Regions from separate parts of the Homo sapiens genome. Here region 2 is linked to region 1. Evidence: read pairs that join two places in POLR2A ChIA-PET (ENCODE). Cell type or tissue: GM12878. All regions are shown on one strand. Each heading gives the region's core, and the rest is flanking DNA. Links, peaks and the distances in the headings are about the cores only.

Evidence for each region. ChIA-PET counts read pairs that join two places held together with the same protein. Peaks named below come from ENCODE experiments on the same cell type or tissue, not always from the same donor. Only the 100,000 strongest peaks of a DNase experiment are listed, where the experiment ranks them.
Region 2: POLR2A ChIA-PET joins it to region 1 with 5 read pairs; 8 of 35 experiments call an interaction of 5 or more read pairs at or near these places.

What each region holds. Positions count from the first base shown.
Region 1 is chr6:79,003,931-79,009,251 of GRCh38, forward strand. All of the region lies in intron 15 of PHIP (PHIP subunit of CUL4-Ring ligase complex), which reads right to left. LOC124901346 (a long non-coding RNA gene) reads left to right here. Exons shown (of 2, transcript XR_007059652.1): 1 at 1-772. Among named protein-coding and RNA genes, the nearest start is that of PHIP, 72 kb to the right of the region's middle. In GM12878, for the core only: no CTCF peak of the experiment used is centred there; no DNase peak of the experiment used is centred there.
Region 2 is chr6:79,070,062-79,075,450 of GRCh38, forward strand. The region is part of intron 4 of PHIP (PHIP subunit of CUL4-Ring ligase complex); the gene reads right to left. LOC124901346 (a long non-coding RNA gene) reads left to right here. Exons shown (of 2, transcript XR_007059652.1): 2 at 830-5,389. Among named protein-coding and RNA genes, the nearest start is that of PHIP, 5.5 kb to the right of the region's middle. In GM12878, for the core only: no CTCF peak of the experiment used is centred there; a DNase peak (open chromatin) is centred at 360; H3K4me3 peaks cover 3,000 bases; H3K27ac peaks cover 1,798 bases.

The sequences.
Region 1 (5,321 bases), core at 2-5,001:
ATTTTAAGATAAAAGCATACATCCTAATGAAGTGAAGATTAAGTAAAACAAGCATTGTACAGTAATAAAATTTATGAATATTCATGAAAAGTGCCAGATTAATAGCCTTGAAAAATAAAGTATTCTATCCACAGACCAAACACAATTCAGGAAATAAAAGAATACCAACTCCCCCACCCATAGAATTCTGCTTCATGTTTTAAACTCAGATTTAACACATAATTATGTCTTACACTCCATCTATCTCCGTTCAATCATGCCCTTTCTGCAAAAGCTGACATGTAGCAACTGTACGGATTTTTTGGTAATTCTTGGAAGTAGTAGCCAGAGATCATTGCTCAAATGACACTAGATTTTATTATTTTTGGTAATAAATTCCCTGGTAGTCTGACTCGTCTTTTAAATGGTGAATTTCAAAGGTTAAAGAAAAGGTTTTTTTTACCTGATAATTGTTTTCTGTTTTCCAGTTCCATTAATCCAGAACGAATGGGTTTCCTCCCTGCAACCTGTCAATCAAACAGAGGTGGCCAATCACCACTCTGAATTTTTTGCTCTCAGTGCTTCTTCAGACTATGTTCCAGTTGAAAACTTCTTTAGCAGTGTTCTGAAAGAGGTAAAAATTCTACCCTATCTAAAGCACATCTAGGGACTGAATTTCAGAAACAACTAAAATAGGGAGTTGACTCCCTAACAAATAACAACTAAGGATGATTTTCAACAAATGCTGTTGGATTTCTGGATTAGCAGAATCGGAACACACACACATTATCAGGTAAGAAATACCTCCTTTCTGTTCCGGTATCCACTGATCTAGAACAAATTGAGCTTTATTAGTAATATCCCAGGAAATGCTTGGAAAAGAGAAAGGTAGTAACTTTCTTTCTTTAGTATTAAAAATGTGGCATAAGGATGGATGTACAGTTCACCAAATGCAGAAGTTAAAATTCAGAAGAAGAATAACTGATTTCTCAAGGAAGGTTTGCATTTTGGTAAAAAGAGAAAATATTTCTATAAAAGAAAGGACTTTACCTAAGAAGTTAATACAATACCACAAATGGGACTGCCTCAAAAAGAAAGCTAGCTTTTTCCTTTGGCTTGCTAAAAAGAAGAAATGTGTGCAACAGTGCTTATTAATGCTCTTTTGGATGGTTACAATAATAGAAAAGAAAGAATAACTTTTTAAAAAATGTAACCATATTAGATAAAACTAGGAAAATTATCTAATGTTTAATATACACAAAAACTTAGAAAAGAAAGGAAATGAATCATAAGTGAAACAGGATTATATCTCGAGTGTGAAGAAAGTTGGAGGATGATAAGATAGGAGAAGAAGGTAACTGATTCCAAGTCTACTTTAAAACAATTCAAAAACAAGAAAGAATATAACTATTTCTCCAGATTACCATAAGGGCACCAGGAGCCATACAGCTAGGCATTTGCCAAAAATGAAAGACTATAAGTACAAATTCAGGATTCAAGTCTTTATTTTTCAGTGTTTTCCTAGGCAAATAAAAAAAAAAGTTACATGAACTGTTATAAATAAGCAACCACATGAACAAAGTACACCTCTAAATAGACTTTTATATCAAAAACTAAAAATTAGGGGATTGAAACTGCCTTAGCCATGTGTTGTTAAATGATTTTTTTTTAACTCAGTTCACTCAAAATTTCACAGAAGCCAAGAGAGAGAACAAAAAAGCAACTACTTTATAAATCTACTCTAATAAATGTTTCCAGAAGTATAATTACAAGTCTAAGATTACAATTTGAAGTAGAGTGGAGACTTGAAAGTAGTCCAATTTAGCAATTTCAAAGGAAATCTGATAAATGTTCCTAAGCATGGTATCCTTCATGTGTTGTTTAAACAAACATTTTTTCTTTTTGGGGGTGAGGGTTGCGGGGCAAGTAGGACTGATCAACCCTTGACCCTATTATTTATCAATGTTGCCACATTTACAGTTAGTAGATCTCTGAAATAATCTTGGGGACAGTTGAAGCTTATAAAGCTCTAAAAGAGCAAAGAAAAAATAGCAATCATATTTAAGATGCCTGTGTGTCCTATATAACACATTTCATTGTGAATATGGCAAGACAGTATTAATTTTCTTGGTATAAGGCATCTGTTTAACTCCAAAGTGACTTTTATATGGAGAAAATGAAAGTATATTTCAATCATATCAGAAAAAAGAAAAGGATATTATTTGGATTAACCATTTGTTTACTAAAGGAGGCATTAAAAGAATCTGCTTTACTCATGAACCAGTTAGAAAAGGTGCCTCTAACTTCATCAATTAAAAGACCAACTCTCTATTTATTAATAGATCCTCAGACAATAAACACCCATATCTATAAACTGCAGACTAGGTTTTCCAGACCAGGCTTCCAAACAGTTGATGATATAAAACAGGAAAATATTTTACTTTCTCTATATTAACTAAAAATAGCCTAACTGGTTTTAAAATGTATGGTACGATTAAGTAAGCCAATCAAAAGAAAAGAATTTTATCTTTTTAAACAAGGGTCAAAGTATTTATGAGTAAGAATTCTCAAAGACAAAATTTTAAATGAAGGCACTATTTGAATATTCACATCTACTAGAAAGCAGTAAGGTTTATCTTCAAAAACGAAAAGAAAATACCCTCTCTCACCAAATGAAAGGTATATAAGCCTATCATAAAATTAAATGCACTGCGTATCAAGAAAATGTGTCAACATAAAATTTAATACTACATATAGCTTATGCTAGCTAGCACTTACTGCAGTTGTAGTAAAATAATTAGAAATAGAGTGAAACTAATAAGTAATGAGAAATTATCAAAATAAGTGCATTTTAGATGAACTATTCCTCTAATAAAATCAAGTATGCTTGTTATGCATTCTTTTGGATATATAGAAATAAAGACCACATAAAGCTCATAGACATTAAATATCAATAAGGTTTAGCTGAGATAATCTATGAGACAGTATTTACCAGTAACTGTGAAAACTTCAAAAAGAATAAGAGGAGTAAAAAGAAAATAAAAGTATATTCAGCAATTATTGTATTTTGTTTTATTTTTAAAAGGAGGAGATGGGAGGATCAGATGTGTTAAAATAATGACTCCCTTATTTGAAAATTCTCATACTGACTAAAGAATTCTATAAATACTACCAATAAATGAGTAGTATAAACTTGTTAGGCATTTAGAGATTTATACTAAACTTTAAAGAAATTAAATGATACAAAAACTTATGAGCTAAGAGCTCTGATGAGGACTCATTAAGGAAAGAATACTAATACCTTTTTTGAGGGAAGGTACTATACACAACTAACATAATTTTCCTGAAGCAGAAAGATGAATGATTAGACAGAGGAATGAGGTCGAAGACCCAAGACATCTCTCCATCAGTAATAGGTAAATCACCTAATCTCTGTGGAATGATGGAGATAAATGATCACTAGAATCCAGTTCTAAAATCCTACCATCTGAGGTTCTGAAAGGTATGTTGAAAAAAACTGGACAAATCTGGAGATGAAGTATATTAAAAGCAGAATGCATACTAAAATTCAGGATCTCAATTATATCAATCATGAAGAATATACAGAGAGTGAATATGAGAAGTATATGCTTCTAGAAAACCTTAACACAAAGTAGGAAGGTTAAAAAATATGGGCTATCTTAGGCAGAACCATCCTCTTCTAGAGTTATTTCAATTCTATTAGCAGGGTCAGTATGTCTTGTTCTTTTTTTTTTTTTTTTTTTTTTAAGCACACCGTTCATTAGAAGAAAGCATCTTACCTAGGAAATACTCCAAAATTTTAAATTATGTATGCAACTTTTAAAATACCCTAAAATAATCTTATGAAATGGACTCATATACCAAGAATGAAAAGAGGTGATAAATGGAATTTATGCTAAGAATAACCCTTAAGAAGTCCTTCCTTATGTATTAAAAAAACTTTTAGATTAGAGCTTGCCAACCTAGGGAAAAATATGTAAACTAGATACAAAAAAGACTCAGATGTATATTTGAAATAAGTGTTGGATCCTGGTCAACATGGTGAAGCCCTGTCTCTACTAAAAACACAAAAATTAGCTGGGTGTGGTGGCGCTCGCATGTAGTCCCAGCTACTTGGGAGGCTGAGGCAGGCAGGAAATCACCTGAACCCGGGAGGCGGAGGTTGCAGTGAGATGAGATTGTGCCAGGAGGCGGAGGTTGCAGTGAGCTGAGATTGTGCCACTGCACTCCAGCCTGGTGACAGAGCAAGACTCCGTCTAAAAAAAAAAAAAAATCCAAATTCCAACAGTTCAGGTGTTATCAAATTACTTTAAAATAGTTATTGCATGGCTGTTTTAATCTTGAAAATTCTTTAACTTATGCCAACATAAAAAAGGAAACTGCTGGACCTGACTTGATAAAAATCAGTAGATCAGATTATTACATAAAATGAAAAAAAAATTATTATATAAAAGTGATTCTGAAAAATCAGCTCTAGATTTTCATCAAAAGAAAAATATTACCAAAATAAATATCTTCAAATTTAACATCATTTTGTACCCATATTATGATTTCTCTGGGGAGAGCAATACTATTGATTAGGCCTTCCTTGAGGCTTATTTTCTTTTGGTCTTTTTGGCATATTAGCATGGTGTGTCTTCCTTGACACACCCTCTTAAGGATTGTGACCCCTTTTCCATTCTGCTAAATATATGAGTATTTCCCAAAGTTTACTTCTAAGCCTTCTGCACTTCCTTCTCCTGTCTCCACGAGAAAGTAAACTATATACTATAAGAAACACTTCAACACTTTCTTCTTTTTACTCCTAGCCCCTCTAAGTAGTCTATCTCCAAGTGCCAGCTGGCCATTTCCACATAGGTAGTTCAACGCAATAAACATTATTACAAATGAACTGAATAAAGAAGTCAGTTCTCCCTTATGTCTTTCATATTTCCACTAATAAAACCATTGTTCTCAAGGTCACCCGGGCTTAACACTCTATAAACCCATTTATTAAATCTTTCCTCCCTGTCATCCTATAGCCCAAATCCTAATATAGTCACAAAACACCAAGTCATTTATGTATTTTTTTCTTTACAAATTTCCTACCAACTACCCCTATAATATTTCATGACTAATTAAAGTAGTTGTCCTCACACTTATTCAATTTCATACCTGAAATTGTACTACTGGCAACCAAACTATTTTTCTCTTAGCTTCTCGACCATCCTATAAAATAATTTACTAAAGCCCCCACAAGGTTCATAGGTATTTATGCCTATGAGATCATTTGAAGTCACTGACAGTTCATCTCAATTTGTTTTTCGTCATTATTTCCAAAA
Region 2 (5,389 bases), core at 271-5,270, 66 kb after region 1:
GAGACTCTATTCAGAATTGAGGTTTCCATAAACCAAAGTAGGGATGCTCCATAAAAAATAATTTAAAATACAACAAAATGACAACATTTAACTGCTTAAAATAACAAATTTTCAAGTTTTGATGTTTAAGTCGTCATATGTGCTAATTTGTGTAATTTTAAAATTCTCTTTAAAGCATTATTAGTAAAACGTTAAACTCAAATCTAGGAATCTGATGAAAAGTTACTGTGTATTAATTTAAGGACGAAACATCCTTTAACTGCTTATACTAAGGCCAATGTAAATAATCTTGAATGACCAGTTTCATTTTTAATGTTTCAGTTTCAAGCACAGTACTCAAAATAACACAATTCTTATACAATGACAGCAAAGTTGTTTCAGACAACGGATGTTTCACTAAGTTGCCTAGAATTTAGTGTCTCTACACCCAAAAACTAAACCAGAGTCAAACACAAGGTATGTATTTCTTGCATTATACTATAACCTTTCCCAAGACAAGTTACATGCCTTTTTCTATTCATGACAGAGACCAAATAGACCATGACACATGACCATGGGTCAGCTGGAGTCCAGAACACAGTCATCCTCCAATCTTCATGGGGGAATGGTTCCAGGAAACCCCACACCAAAATCAAAATCCAGGATGCTCTAATTCCTCATATAAACTGGCACAGTATTTTCGTATAACCTTTACACTCCTCCTGCACACTTTAAATCATCTCTAGATTACTTATAATATCTAATACAACGTAAATGTTATGTAAATAATTGTTACAATGTATTTTAAAAATTTTTTATGTATTTTTTTCTAAACTATTTTGATCTACAGTTGAATTCACAGATGTGACACCCGCAGATAAGGAAGGCCTGCTGTACATGAATTCTTCCTGTGTCTCTTCTGCAAAAAAACCTGCCATAGCCATCTGTACTGTCATGGATAACCTAGGGCTTACCTATACCACACATCTCATTCTCCTTACAATTTAGTTTTAATATAAGAAGAAGCTGCATTCGACTATGTTGCCACCTAAATTTTCTTATCAAAAACTCCTCATCCAACCATCCTTTTCTTACCTGTGATGCCTAAGCTCAAATACGGCTGTTTTTGAGTGTGTAAGGTAAATAAAGGAGGACCTGCCTCACAACTGATGATTGCCTTCTCTGTAGTAACTTGTCAACTTACATTCATCACTATTCAATAAGATAACAGTTTGTGATTTTTCAGTACCCTGCTTTATCAAATTCCATCAAGAAAAAACATGTTATCATTTTCACCAATTTGTTATAAAATACTTACACTCCTCTATATTCCATAGGTCCAATAACATTATTCACTGCAAAGTAATTTATTAACTCACAATTTCCTCATAATTTCATTGACATAGCTTCTCAAAAAATAATAGAAACTGAGAATGTTCACATTTAAAATGTCTTTCTAAAATTTTAAATTTGATTCCTATAATAGCCTTTGCCACTTTTAGATATAACCACAAAAGCAACTTAAATATCCTAAAATTAGCTGTTAAAAATTTTTTTCTAAGTAAAAGTGCATTAAAATAGGAAGTTATTTTAAATAAGTATGTTTGGTATTCTCTGGCAACTAAAGGCTACTTAGCTTAGTATTACAGATATTTTTCTATGAATTCTGAAATTTATACAAGGAAACTACTAGTAAGAATGAAACTAACCTATTTAGTATTACTTGTTCAGAGTAAGTTGTACAAGATACATTTTATTTGTTACAATTCTGTAGTGACATGGTAAATACCCACAAAACTTGAGAAAGGGAAGAATGACTGTCAATTGGTTTTAACTTAAGCTGAAGCTGCATTAGACTATTATTATTATTATTTTCTTATTATTCATCCACAACTTTCCAGATTATGAAAAAAAAAAAGAAAACCAAAAACTAACTTACAAAGAAATTCTGAATCAACTAAAAAACTGAAATCGGTTAGGATTTATTTTACCTAAAGCTAAAGTCTTTCTTGAATTCTGTTTAAAATATATATAAACAGATTGACAAAACAGAAGTCAAGACATCTCTTCTCTGACAGTTTCCAAAAAGAATACAAACTATTGTGATGGTTGTAAATCTCACAAATAACTGTATAGAAGGAGGCAGACGCCATAGCCAAATTCTCTTCATATATTCCTAAATGTCATTTGATGATTACCCAAAGAAAAAAAGCTTTGCATATTCTCTAATCCATTCAGGATATGTCAACCACCCAAATTATTTCTTAATGTTCAGTGTTCCATAAAAACAAGTCACAGTAGAAATCAGTAGCACAATTTTTCCAGAGGTCTATCCACAATGCCTTAACCATGATTTATTTTTGGTATTAAACATTTTTCCTTTATTTTTTAGACCTGTTTCATCCTTGAGTCTATAAAGTAATTATAGTATCTTCCGAAGATTTTTTTTTTCTTTTCTTGAGACAGGGTATCACTGTGTCACCCACGCTGGAGGGCAGTGGCATGGGGCACAGCTTATTGCAGCTTCAACCTCCCTGGGCTCAGGCGATCCTCTCACCTCAGCCTTCGGGGTAATTGGGACTACAGGCATGCGCCACTACACCTGGCTAATTTTTTTTTTTAGTTTTTGTAGAGATGGGGTTTTCCATTTTGTCCAGGCTGGTCTCCAACTCATGGCCTCCCAAAGTACTGGGATTACAGGCATGAGCCACCACACCTGGACTCTTCTGAAGTTTTAATGTGGCCTTTTTATACTGCAGATTCTATGTTCAGAAAGTATATACATACTTGTGCCTGGAATAAAAATGTAAATGCTTTTCTTAAAGAAAACTTTATTATAAAGCTCTAAGCAGAACAACCTTTACTACCACTACTAAAGTTCTGATAATAGCAAACCAAAACCCTTACATAGTACTTGATTCATGCCAGTTATTACTCACAGACCACACAAAGTAGAAGCTATTATTAGCCCATTTTACAGAATGGAAAACAGACTCCCTCAATACGATTCTGCCTCACAACAATCAAATAAAAACCATTATGGTTTGGGAAAGGGACATTCCAGCTCCCGCTTTATGCTCATGCCGCTTTACAACTATTTAAGAATATTAACAATATAGTAAGTATTGCATTTAAAAAGTTTGTAAATGCCTCAAATTTTAAAAAATGGTATAAGCATCAATAGAATAATTCTATATGTAAGAAAGAATGAAGAATGCTCCTTCAGCCTCTCAGCAACATATTCACACCTAACATTTTATTCATCATATAACCCTTCACGCCTAACATATTTTATTCATCATTATAACGACCATATGAGATTAAAGCTGTTTTAGAGACTACCACGCAAAGCTTCTATTTCATTGATACTCTACTAAAAAAGGAAATAGTAACTCTACTACAACTACACACATTTACTTTATTACATGTTCACCCAACCCCAAAAAATTATAATAATCAAGTGTTGAAACTATGTTATCTTCAATATAGAATGGGAATCCCTACTTCTAAAACATTTAATATGATATCTTTTTTTTTTCCCTGAAAGTTGTCTCTAGGTTTTATACCTTAACTTTCACATTAATCAGCACACACTAAATAAATGTATACCTAAGATATATACTTAAATAAATCCTATCCATCATTCCTATTCATCTCTGAATTTGAGACCAACAATAATGAAAACTAGTACTTAAACTATGATGGAAATCATGGTAATTTTGGGGCATTTTACAACGTAGTTAGTGTCTCAAATCATCTTTGCAACAAGAAATGATATTACCACCAAAGAATGGCACTATGAAAAGCATTTATATAATTTTGTAACCTATGTGATTTCTACTTTTCTGTGTTTTGGAAAACTAAGCTCTAAGAATGAAATAAAGCTTAGTTCTTAAATACAATGTACTGCTATTTCTAGTTCAAAATCACAGATTTTCAGATTGAAAAAATTTCAATCCACTTATTTTTCAAATGAGATAACTGGGACAAAGAGAAATTCCATGACTTGCCCAAGATTACCTACAGTTTAACTGTCAGCGGGGCTTAAAACCACAATCCACATCTCCTGACTCCCAATCCTTTCACTTAAAACAAACAAGCAAACAAACAAAAAAGATTTCTAATAAAGTGGAATAATTTTAAGAAAGGCAAGTATCACTATTTTACAAGGAAAAAATTAAATCATTTTAACAGATTGGCAAAACATGAACTAGTTCTTGGGGGGAAAAAAGAGAAGTCTTACAAGAAAAAATGTAATCAAGAGAGTGCCAAATTCGGTAAAATGCTTGAAAATTCTGCCTCTAGATCTCGTAAATATGCAATCATCATTAAGTGACAACTAGAAAGCAGACTTAATAAACTAACTAGATTCACTATTCAAACTAAGAAATAAACAAATGACAAAGCTTTCCTTTCGTCCAAAAAAAGTTTTTTATTCTACAGTTTAAGAATTCTGATACTTGGAAAAAGTGCCCCTTTTCTTTAAAATAAATCTCATATTTTAAAAAATGTAAAATCTAATTAAACGTATACCATAGTACCAAAAACAACTTTTAGCTTCCTATCCAATTCCATTTACTTTGTTAAAAATGTTTTAAATCTTAAGGTAGATGGTGATAATCAGTCATGTTTTATACCAGAGACAGAAACAACCATAAGATACGACCATTTCCTTTCTCAATCACACTTGAAATGAACGCATCAATTTTAACCTGCAAACTTTTAAAACTGCTCTTAAAATTCTACTTTCCTCTTGATTAAAATTCAACCATTGCGATTGTAACTAGACTAACTACAGATGATCAGTGACTATTTTTAAATTCACATCTACAAATATTACACCCCATTTTAAGCAGCAATAATTTGAGGTTTCCTAGAAATTTCAATGCGATGTGATATATGAGTTCTCCCATTTAAAATATTGCTCAGTTTATTAGTTAATACAACAAATCATTTCCAGGTAGAGTAGAAACTAATGACTCAACAAGTAATTTTCAAATCAATGTTAAATAAATTCAACTCGATATACAACAACGTAAAACTTTTTAAGTCAGAATAATTAAAATAGAAAATACTGTACAAGAGACTTTGCATGTGCTGACTTAGATATTAAACAGCGAGATCAACTATTGAACAAAAAAATCCAGTGTTCCAAATGTTTTTAGACCTAACTAAATCTCAACTAAAAAGGTAAAATAAAGTTAACTCACACACCTAGATATACAGTTTGATGGATGAGAAAGCACCTCAAATGGTACCTTGCATCCAGTAGATATAGAGTAAGCAATATGCTGAATGAATGAAAAGAGAAAACGAGTCAAAGAACTCCAAGTTCTAATAAGATTTCTAAACTGTCTGATGAGTATGCCAACGTTCCTGTTCTAGTAAGGAGAAAACTCCAAGCAAGAAA